Linked DNA regions of Homo sapiens: region 2 is linked to region 1. Evidence: read pairs that join two places in POLR2A ChIA-PET (ENCODE). Cell type or tissue: K562. All regions are shown on one strand. Links, peaks and the distances in the headings refer to the core of each region. The heading gives the core; the rest is flanking DNA.

The links. ChIA-PET counts read pairs that join two places held together with the same protein. Peaks named below come from ENCODE experiments on the same cell type or tissue, not always from the same donor. Only the 100,000 strongest peaks of a DNase experiment are listed, where the experiment ranks them.
Region 2: POLR2A ChIA-PET joins it to region 1 with 5 read pairs; 4 of 35 experiments call an interaction of 5 or more read pairs at or near these places.

What each region holds. Positions count from the first base shown.
Region 1 is chr22:31,120,129-31,125,493 of GRCh38, reverse strand. It overlaps INPP5J (inositol polyphosphate-5-phosphatase J), which reads right to left and starts at 2,528. Exons shown (of 13, transcript NM_001284285.2): 1 at 2,375-2,528; 2 at 1-649. The coding sequence starts at 2,479. It overlaps LOC105372995 (a long non-coding RNA gene), which reads left to right and starts at 5,192. Exons shown (of 3, transcript XR_938163.3): 1 at 5,192-5,365. In K562, for the core only: no CTCF peak of the experiment used is centred there; a DNase peak (open chromatin) is centred at 5,103; H3K4me3 peaks cover 483 bases.
Region 2 is chr22:31,281,786-31,287,150 of GRCh38, reverse strand. It overlaps PIK3IP1 (phosphoinositide-3-kinase interacting protein 1), which reads left to right. Exons shown (of 6, transcript NM_052880.5): 6 at 3,863-5,365. The coding sequence ends at 4,067. Among named protein-coding and RNA genes, the nearest start is that of PIK3IP1, 8.0 kb to the left of the region's middle. In K562, for the core only: no CTCF peak of the experiment used is centred there; no DNase peak of the experiment used is centred there.

The DNA.
Region 1 (5,365 bases), core at 258-5,257:
GCCCCTCAGAAGCAGGGAGAGGTCTAGGGGCTGGGGCATCCCTCTTTCTAGCTGATGTCTGTCCCACAGAGGCTGCGCCTGATGCCGTGGATGCTGGAGCCAGGGCCTGTTCCTGAGTTGGAGACAGAACTGGACTGGGCACCGGGGAAGGGGTGGAGGGGAGTTCTGGGGGCTGCTCCTCAGAAGCCAGGGCCAGGCTCAGGCCAGAGGCTGCCAGTGTTGGCTTGGGTCCCACGGAGGCAGGTGGCTCCTGCTTCTGGTCTCTGGAGGTTGGGGCCAGATTGGGCCCCAGGGTGACTGGGGGAGATCTTGGCCCTGCTGAGGCAGGCATCACCAGCCCCAGGGACGTCGGAGCCAGAACTGAGCCTGTGGTCGCTGGGGGAGGCTTTGGTCCAGCTGAGGCAGACATCACCAGCTGGCCCACAGATGTTGGGGCCAGGCTGGAGCTGCGGTGGGCAGTAGCTGTTTTCTGCCCTTCAGGGGTACACAGTGGAGCCAGGATTGGTCGGGGAGATGCCAGAGCCAGCCTCGGTCCTTCCGAGGAAGCTGACATAGCTGCCCGTGGCCCTACAGGTGCCAGAGCCAACCTTGGTTCCGAGGGTCCTAGGGCTGCGTTCTTCTTTGCTGGGAGCTGAAAACTTGAGTCCACCTTGTGGAGGACAAGTCAAAGATTCAGAGTGACCCTAACCAGGGCATTGGGCCCCAACTTCCATATAGACCCTGGCAGAGTTCATCTAGCTAAGAAAGGCACATCTTTCCAAGGAAGTTCTTCCTACTATCTCACTTCAATCTATTCTGCTGCAGGTCAACTTCTGTCTTGGAGGAGATAGGACACAAAACCCTAACCCCTCCTTTAAGTCTGAAACCTCTTTCACAGATGGGGAAACTCAGACCCTGACTCAAATGAGGCAGAGTGTGAACCTAAACCTGAGGACTTGCCTTGCCTTCCTGGCTGGCACCCACACCCTGCCCATTCGGGGCAGCTTCCCTGGGCAACCCTCCCACTGCAGTCCCTGAAGCTCCCCCAGCCACGGCTACTGACCTGACATCCCAGGTCTGGGCACACTGGGGACAGCCTGTTTCTTTTCTTTTTCTATTGTCAAGATACAGACCTACAGGTGCAGCTTGTTAAATACCTCTCCCTTCCTTCATAATGCCCAGAAACCCTCAGTTCCCCACCGCCCCCTAAACATCCAAATCCCTTGGTTACAGCCCTCTCTGTTCTCTTACCCATTCCCAGAGCTCCACTCAGGAGCAAGAGCTGGGAGCTGAGACTGGCTGTGTAGATTCAAAGCCCAGCTCTGTGTGACCTTAGGCAAGTACCTCTCTGCCCAGCGCCTCAGTTTCTCTGTCTGTAAAATGAAGGGATGGGGTCTAGGGTTCCTGGCCACATTATATTCTGGGGAATCTTCATCTCCCATTGTCTGCATTTATGAGCCCAACATTTGCTAGAATTCCATCTAGCCCCGTTGAATAGTCCATCCTCACCAAGTGTGAATCTAGCATTCAGAGCAAGTCCAGGATTCTAAGTTGATCCTGGTGTCACATCTCTCTGTGCCCAGGTTGTGCCCTCTTACATCCTCCACTTTCTCCCCTACCTGAAAGGACAGGCAAGCAGGTATCCCATTTATGTCCGGCAGGTGGGAGGGGTGGGGAGTCACGGAGTCCTGTAGAGACCTATCCTCCTTCCCCATCTATTCTCTCTGATGTCCCCTGTCTCCAGAAGACAGGATAAAGTGTCCTTCACCAAGGAGGGCAGAAGAATGTCTATACTTGCCCCAGGATGGCCCTAGGTAGGGTAACAGGGCGCAGGGAGGCCCTGCCTCTGGAGACGCACTTCTGTTTCTGTCCCGTATCCTTCTCAGTTCAGAGTACCTAAAACTCCATCTCCACCTCCCTTCTCAAACTCAGTTCTTTGAGGTGGCATTTTAGGCACCCTCCTTGGCTCCAAGTGTCACACTGTGTGCCGGCTTCCCCCCAACTATCACACCGCCTCCAGTACTAACAACTTAGCCATCCCAGATGTCACAGTTTTAGTCTTCAGCGACAAGCCCCCTCATTTTGCATTGGCTCAGAGAGGAAAAGCAACTTGGCCAAGGTCACACAGCAAAGGTGGAGCACAGCTGGGTCCTCTGATACCCAGTCCAGGACTCTCCCAAGGGCTCCTGGAGATGGCTAACTTCATCTGTCTCCGGGCATCCTGTCACTGCCCCTCAGCCCCCAGGGTGCTCTCTTCACCTAGCCCCTGCTCGCTGAGCAGAGGAAAGTACCAGCCCCTCAGTCAGGAGCACCAGGGAGCCTGCAGTGTATGTGGGGGGGGTGTGTGGAACCAGGGATCAGGAAAGCGGGGGGCACTGGGTCTCAGGGGTCTTACCTTGGAGGGTGCCCCAGTTTGGGCAACACCCTGGGGCATGGGCAGGGAACCCAGGCCAGCCCGGGTCCCTGGCCTCCTGCTGCCCCTGCTGCTCTGGCCCTCCATGTCTGCAGCCCCCGGCAGCCTGGACTCCCTTGGCTCCGGCTCCAGCTCTACCGCTCCCGGGAACCAGTGATGTCATCAGCCATTTCAACCTGCTGAGAATTTAAAGGCACAGGCTCCCACTTCCCAGCCTGGAAGAGGCCGAAGCAAGGTGGCTACCCCCTGGGAATCCTTCAAACTGGCTGCTGAGGCTGGAACAGCCATGGAGTGGGGAGGGGAGAGTGTACCCATCTGCCTGGCCCAGGTCCCAACTGGCAGCAGGAAGGAGGCTGTCTGTCTACCTTCACCTTTCTGCCGTAGGCCTGGTCAGCCCTTTGCTCCAGGGAGGGGCATTAACACACCTGCCTTAAGGTAGGACAGGTGGTTCAGAGGTCTGCACCCTCTCCAGGGCCTCAGAGACAACTGAGTTCTTGCCCTGATCCTGTGACCTTCCTGGCTCCCTGCCAGCTCAGAGCTTGCCCCGGCCCCCACCCTTGCCCCATTTTCAGGTCTTGGTGCCACCCTCTCCACTCCTACTGCCAGTCCCAGGCTCTATTCTTCCCAACCCAGAACCAGACACTCAGGCTCCAGCCACTGCAGTCTTTTCCCATCTCAGGCCTCAGCACCAGCCCCTCCTCTTCTGCAGACACCTAGCTGCCCTCAGATGTCCCCACAGCCAGGCCTAACCCAGCCCGGCTTCTGTCAGCTTTCTTCTCTCCAGTATTCACTGGGTGTGGTTTGGGAGGGGAACTTGCTCAAGGTCACCTGGTGAACTGAGAAGGTCTCCTGTGTTTCAGTGAGAAAACTTAGTGACCTAGGATGAGCACAAGCCCTTCGAGCTATCTGGGGGAAGGGAACTTGGGTGGAGAAGGGCCCAGCAGTGGGGTAACAGACTGACAAGAGAGTTACAAACAGGCCTGAGAATTGCTACAGCCAGGACCCAGCCCAGGACATGGTCCCCAACAGGCCTACGGGAGTGTTTGTTGAATGAATAAATGAATTAGAAGAGTGAATGGGTGATGAGGGTCAGATTGGGCTGGGATGGCTGTGGGATCTGTTTCTCATGGCTTAGAGAGGAGTGATCCCACCCACTTTAGGCAGAAAGTGTTCAGAGTTGTGTGTGCAGAGCTCCCTGTTAACCAACATGGAGCATCTGCATGGGCCTGTGCAGTCTCCTACATGAAGGCAGATGCCTCACTTTCCTCTCCTGAAGGCACTTCCTACCTCTGCTTGACTGTCAGTAGGTCTAGTCTGTATTCTCAGGCCAGCATCTCTGCTGGAATTTGCAGGGGCAGAGACTCAGGCCATATTAGAGTGTTGGGGTAGAAAGGTCTTTGGACAGCGATAGTGGAGATGGTGACAGTGGTGACGGGGAAGGCGACTGTGGTGATGGATGTGATGATGTATGTAACTGTGATGATGGAAGTAGGGGGCTAGCAGTGGTTGTGGTGAAGGTGGTGGAGGTGATGGTGATGGCAAAGGTAGAGGTGATGATGATACCAATACTGATGATGGTGTTGTGTCAATGAAAGAGGTAGTGTTGGAGTTGGAGGTGACAGTCAGGGAGGATGTGAGAGTAGACCTGGTGGTGATGCTCAGGTTACCAGAAAAAGGAAGATTCGAACTCATCCTGTCTTATCCTCTGTCTCCTGTTTTACAAATAAGAAAATGGGAGCCCCCGGGCTGGGGGAGTACTGGCAAAGTGCGGGTAATCCCAGCACTTTGGGAGGCTGAGGTGGGCAGATCACCTGAGGTCAGGAGTTCGAGACCAGCCTGGTCAACATGGCGAAACCCCATCTCCACTAAAAATATAAAAATGAGCCGGGTGTGGTGGTACATGCCTGTAGTCTCAGCGACTTGGGAGGCTGAGACAGGAGAATTGTTTGAACCTGGGAGGTGGAGGTGGAGGTTGCAATGAGCCAAGATCGTACCACTGCACTCCAGCCTGGGTGACAGAGAGAGGCCCTGTCTCAAAAAAAAAAAAAAAAAGAAAGAAAGAAAAGAAAAAAGAAAAAGAAAATGGGAGCCCCCAAGACTACCCAGCTTTTCATGCAATCCTAGAGGGAATGATGGGCAGATCCAGGCCTCTGGGACCAGTCCTAAGGCTCAGCCATCTAGGGCTGGGACAGGGGCATCAGTGCCCTTTGGAAGCCAGGCAAATGTCATGCAAATGTGTCTGCAGAGGGCTCCTCTGCCTCAGGAGGGCAACCCAGGATTTCCCACCACCCGCTCCCTGAGCTCAGACCCTGCAGGGGACTTTGTTTCTGGCCCTGCCACTGACTTACTTGAGGAGGTCACTCTGATTCCCAATTTGTGTAAGGGAGATTAAAACAGCAGACACCTCCTAAGTTTGCTGGTGAAGATTCAACAGGATAATATATATGAAATGTTTAGCATAGAGCCTGCCTGGCACAGCAAGCTCTCCATAAAGGTGGCTGCTCTGTATTTATCATCATCATCATCACCACCATTGACTTCAGCCTGCCCATGTGGTGGATGCTGAAACAGGCTGAGGGTGGTTACTCTCCTGGGAGGACAAGGAAGGGGCTCTGAGACCCAAGCCTGGTCTTGTCAGGAGAAGGGGGTAGGGGGCGGACCCCAGCTGAAAAGGGAGTGAGTTGGAGCTATATTTGAGCTCCTGGTGTGATGACTAAGGAGGTTGATAACAGGCTCTGGGGCTCAGGGCGGCAGGCTGGGGGCAGCTGTCAGGGAGAACCGCCCCCCTGGAGACGGCTGTCTCTGGAGGCCCTTTCTGGCTCCCTCCTTGCCCTCACTCTTGGTGGGGGAGGGGGGTGGGCGTACTGAGGCAGGGTCCAGGGCTCATCCAGCCCACTCCTGGAAACTCAGTGCTGTCCTTCAGGCTGTGTGGGTCAGGGATAGGAAGGCAGGATGCCAGTGATAGATGGAGTA
Region 2 (5,365 bases), core at 226-5,225, 160 kb before region 1:
AGTTACTAAGGAGGCTGAGATGGGAGGATCACCTGAGCCTGGGAAGTCGCTATGGTGAGCCATGATTGTGCCACTGCACTCCAGCCTGGGTGACAGAGTGAGATGCTGTCTCAAAAAAAAAAAAAAAAAAAAAAAAGTGGGTAATGGACTAGTACTCTCTGATTTCTTATGATGCAGGAAGCAGAGGTCCAGAGAGGGAAAGTATTGACTTGAGAGGACATCCTGACGCCCAGTCTGAGGTTGTTTCCCACAATGGGATGCTTGACATGCAGGTCCAGGGACACCTGCTTGTTCATTTCAGAGTTAATGACATAGTGGCCCTGGCCTTACAATTCATAAGCAGACCTAAGCCACATTGGCTGAGTTTAGTCCTTGAACTATCTCCTTTTTCCTCAGCCACCCAACAGCATTTGGCTGTCCTGCAATCCTGTGACAGTTTCCAGGCCTTCCAGGTGCTTGAACTGACTAAACATTCTTAATTCTGAGCTCAGTTCTGGTGTCCAGTGGAAGTCTTTTTTCTTCTAGATTTGTTCCTCTAGGCTGTCACGAGACTGCCCTGAGGCCTAAAATTTATTTTCCTGTAAACTCAGGGCAAGGCACCCAGTCATCAGACTCCCCGTCACTAACGACCAGATCACCCCTTTCTTCAGCAGAACTGCTCTGAGAACAGACTGTACAACAGGAAACCGCATGTGGGCTTAAAAACAAGCTTGCAGCCTTCATCTCTTCCTAAAGTCAGAGAGCAGAGTGTCCTGAAAAGAGCTGTAGGTTGAGTGTGGGTTCAGGTGCCCTCTGAGCCTTGGTATCTTGTCTGTTAAATGGGGATATATCCTCCCTCCACATCTACCCATCTAAGATTATAAGTATTAAATGTAAACAGAAACAATAGCACACCAATCAGGTAATAATCACAATAGCAGCCAACATTTATTTCATGCTTTCTTAATAAGTAAGGCCCTACTGTATGCTCTTCCCTGATTATCTTTTTTTCTTAATTTTTTTTTTTTTGAGACAGAGTCTCGCTGTGTCGGCTCACTGCAACCGCCGCCTCCTGGGTTCAAGTGATTCTCCTGCCTCAGCCTCCCGAGTAGCTGGGATTAGAGGCACCCGCCACCATGTCCTGCTAATTTTTGTATTTTTAGTAGAGACGGGGTTTCACCATGTTGGCCAGGCTGGTCTTGAACTTCTAACCTCAGGCAATCCACCCGCCTCGGCCTCCCAAAGTGTTGGGATTATAGGCATGAGCCACTGCACCCAGCCTCCTGATTACCTTGACTAAGCCTCACAACCACACTAGGAGCACTGTTAGATTTTACAGTGAGGAGCTGAGACCTAGCAGAGTTAAGTACAATGGCCAGGCTACACAGCTAGTAATGTATGTCTGAGGAGTATTAGTATCTCCAGCAAGTCCAGTGAGGCCAAGTAGCCTCATGTAAATTTGCTTTGAATTGCAAAGGAAAGTAGGAAAAATAGAAATTTAAAAAAAGGCTGGGTTTAAAGTCAGAAGAAACAAGATCTAGTTCTGGAACTTTCACCTATTCTGGATGTGACACTGGACAAGTTATTTACCTTCTCTGGACCTCAATTTCTTCATCTGTACTGTAAGGGGGTTAGATATGGTGATACTCCCAACTCTATTTCCTAAAAAGACAATATTGCCGGTGCTAAGACTGGGTTCAAATCCCAGCTCTGCCATTTGCTTGAACAAATAGTGTAACTTCTCTGCATCTGCCTTCCTATCTATGAAACAGATCAAAATAGATACCACATAGGTTGTGAGGATGAAATTGGACAGTATAGTTTAGGCATACAATTGGTGTTCTATAGCCTGGGAGAGGAAGTTGGAGGCAGCATACAGTAGGGCCTTACTTATTAAGAAAGCAGGAAATAAATGTTGGCTGCTCTTGTGATTATTACCTGTAGCTGCCTTGGGAACTTTTCCTGAGCAGCAGTGTGGCACAGCACTGCCTCTGACTGGGAAAATAGCAGCGGCTCAGAGTAATAATTGAAGACGACCTGTGTAGTCTGAATGAGGTCTGTGGTGCTTCCATACTCTGGGAGAGGAAGTTGGAGGTAGGCAGCAGCTTCCTCTACACCTGCTCTCTCTGGCCAGCTCAGCTCCCAGTCCCACCCTGGCCTTGGAGCAAGCAGTCAGGGTAGGTACTGTAAGCCTTGAGCTCTGCCAAAGGCCATGAGGCTTGCCTAATGGGATGGAGCTTTTCCCTGGCTGGGATGGGTGGGCAGGCACCAGGCTTCCTCTTAGGGAGGGAGGGCTGTAAATGGGGGTGGGTGGGAGCTCAGCCTGGCCGGGTCTTTGTCCTGGTAGTCTAGGCCACGAGGTTCAAATGGCCAGTCTGTGACTGAGGAGCTAAGTGTACTGTCTGCACTAGCTTCAGAGGGAGGTCTTATTTTCTGATAAAAAGGGGAGGGAAAAACTGTAAGTCAACACCACTCCACTCCCTTAGGAGAGGAACTAAGTCAGTGAACAAGCCTTTTGTTCTTTCTTGGCTGCCACACAACACCCAGGCTAACCACCCCCTACCCCCAAGCAGTGAGAAGGGGCTAGGCTGCCTGATGGTCAGTGTAGCAGGCCTAGTGGCCTCTCAAAGGTCACCCAAGGGAGCTGGGAGCAGCCACTGCATCTCTAGGACTCACAGGCACCATTAACAGCAGGCACATGGGATTGAGTGTGCTTCCAGGCTTCCAAATGGATGAGACTAATCCAGACTAGTGCCAGCATCTGCTTTCTTTACCCTTGACTGCTCTTCCAGCCCTGCTCTGCCTCATTAATACAAATTGATTTTTTTCCCCTAAAGACTTGTATATGATGCAGCCTGGCCATTAGCAGCAGCTCAGCTGGCCACAGGTAAAGGAGGTTGCTGAGGAAAGCAAGGCGCGGAAGTTAAACTCAAAAGCCTCAGTTTCTTCATCTATAAAACAGGGATTAGGCTGGGTGTGGTGGCTCACGCCTGTAATCCCAGCACTTTGGGATGCTGAGGCGGGTGGATCACCTGAGATCGGGAGTTCGAGACCAGCCTGACCACCATGGAGAAACCCCATCTCTACTAAAAATACAAAATACTCTGGGCGTGGTGGCGCATGCCTGTAATCCTGGCTACTTGGGAGGCTGAGGCAGGAGAATCGCTTGAACCTGAGAGGCAGAGGTTGCAGTGAGCCGAGATTGTGCCATTGTACTCCAGCCTGGGCAAAAAGCACGAAACTCCATCTCCAAAAAAAAAAGCCTGTAGCTGACATTTAGTAGATGCTTATTAAAAGTAATAAGCATCTCTGGGAGGCTGTCTCACAGCAGGATGATCAGGTCAGTTTTCTGGACAACTTTATGGGTTAGGTCCGAAGTTCAGATAGTTCTCTGGGTCTCTGGGGCTGAAAGAACAAAACTGTGTCTTGCTTTAAGAGTCTCTATCTGGCCAGGTGCAGTGGCTCACGCCTGTAATCCCAGTACTTTGGGGGGTGGGAGGATCGCTTGAGCCCAGTAGTTTGAGACCAGCCTAGGCAACATGTTGAGACCCTGTCTCAACCATAAAAAAAAAAAAAAAGTCTCTGTCCTTTACTTTATTTTCATTGAGCCCCGGTGAAGCTGTATGAAGTCCATACTGCTGTCACCCTATTTTACAGATGGAGAACCTAAGACCAGAGGTGCAGGAGCTTCTTGTTGAGTTTAACGCCGTCTTGCAGAATGGATATCCTAGAATCCTGGACCTGAGTTTGGGTCCTGGCTCAGCCACTGATTTGTTGTGACAATGGCAAGCTGCTGCTCTTGCTGAGCCTCAGGGATGCTATCTAATGAGCAAAGCTATGCAGGAGGCATAGCCTGAATGTTTGTTTGTTTTTTTCCTGCCAGGGGGAAGGATTTGAAAGAACAGCATGATCAGAAAGTATGTGAGAGGGAGATGCAGCGAATCACTCTGCCCTTGTCTGCCTTCACCAACCCCACCTGTGAGATTGTGGATGAGAAGACTGTCGTGGTCCACACCAGCCAGACTCCAGTTGACCCTCAGGAGGGCACCACCCCCCTTATGGGCCAGGCCGGGACTCCTGGGGCCTGAGCCCCCCCAGTGGGCAGGAGCCCATGCAGACACTGGTGCAGGACAGCCCACCCTCCTACAGCTAGGAGGAACTACCACTTTGTGTTCTGGTTAAAACCCTACCACTCCCCCGCTTTTTTGGCGAATCCTAGTAAGAGTGACAGAAGCAGGTGGCCCTGTGGGCTGAGGGTAAGGCTGGGTAGGGTCCTAACAGTGCTCCTTGTCCATCCCTTGGAGCAGATTTTGTCTGTGGATGGAGACAGTGGCAGCTCCCACAGTGATGCTGCTGCTAAGGGCTTCCAAACATTGCCTGCACCCCTGGAACTGAACCAGGGATAGACGGGGAGCTCCCCCAGGCTCCTCTGTGCTTTACTAAGATGGCCTCAGTCTCCACTGTGGGCTTGAGTGGCATACACTGTTATTCATGGTTAAGGTAAAGCAGGTCAAGGGATGGCATTGAAAAAATATATTTAGTTTTTAAAATATTTGGGATGGAACTCCCTACTGACCTCTGAGAACTGGAAACGAGTTTGTACAGAAGTCAGAACTTTGGGTTGGGAATGAGATCTAGGTTGTGGCTGCTGGTATGCTTCAGCTTGCTGGCAATGATGTGCCTTGACAACCGTGGGCCAGGCCTGGGCCCAGGGACTCTTCCTGTTTCATAAGGAAAGGAAGAATTGCACTGAGCATTCCACTTAGGAAGAGGATAGAGAAGGATCTGCTCCGCCTTTGGCCACAGGAGCAGAGGCAGACCTGGGATGCCCCAGTTTCTCTTCAGGGATGGATAGTGACCTGTCTTCATTTTGCACAGGTAAGAGAGTAGTTAGCTAACCTATGGGAATTATACTGTGGGGCCTTGTGAGCTGCTTCTAAGAGGCTAACCTGGAAACTAAGCTCAGAGGCAAGGTAATAAAGCACTTCAGGGCTTGCTCCCCAAGTGGGCCTGATTTAGCAGGTGGTCCTGCGGGCGTCCAGGTCAGCACCTTCCTGTAGGGCACTGGGGCTAGGGTCACAGCCCCTAACTCATAAAGCAATCAAAGAACCATTAGAAAGGGCTCATTAAGCCTTTTGGACACAGGACCCCAGAGAGGAAAAAGTGACTTGCCCAAGGTCGTAAGCAAGCTACTGGCATGGCAAGAGCCCAGCTTCCTGACGGAGCGCAACATTTCTCCACTGCACTGTGCTAGCAGCTCAGCAGGGCCTCTAACCTGTGATGTCACACTCAAGAGGCCTTGGCAGCTCCTAGCCATAGAGCTTCCTTTCCAGAACCCTTCCACTGCCCAATGTGGAGACGGGTTAGTGGGGCTTTCTATGGAGCC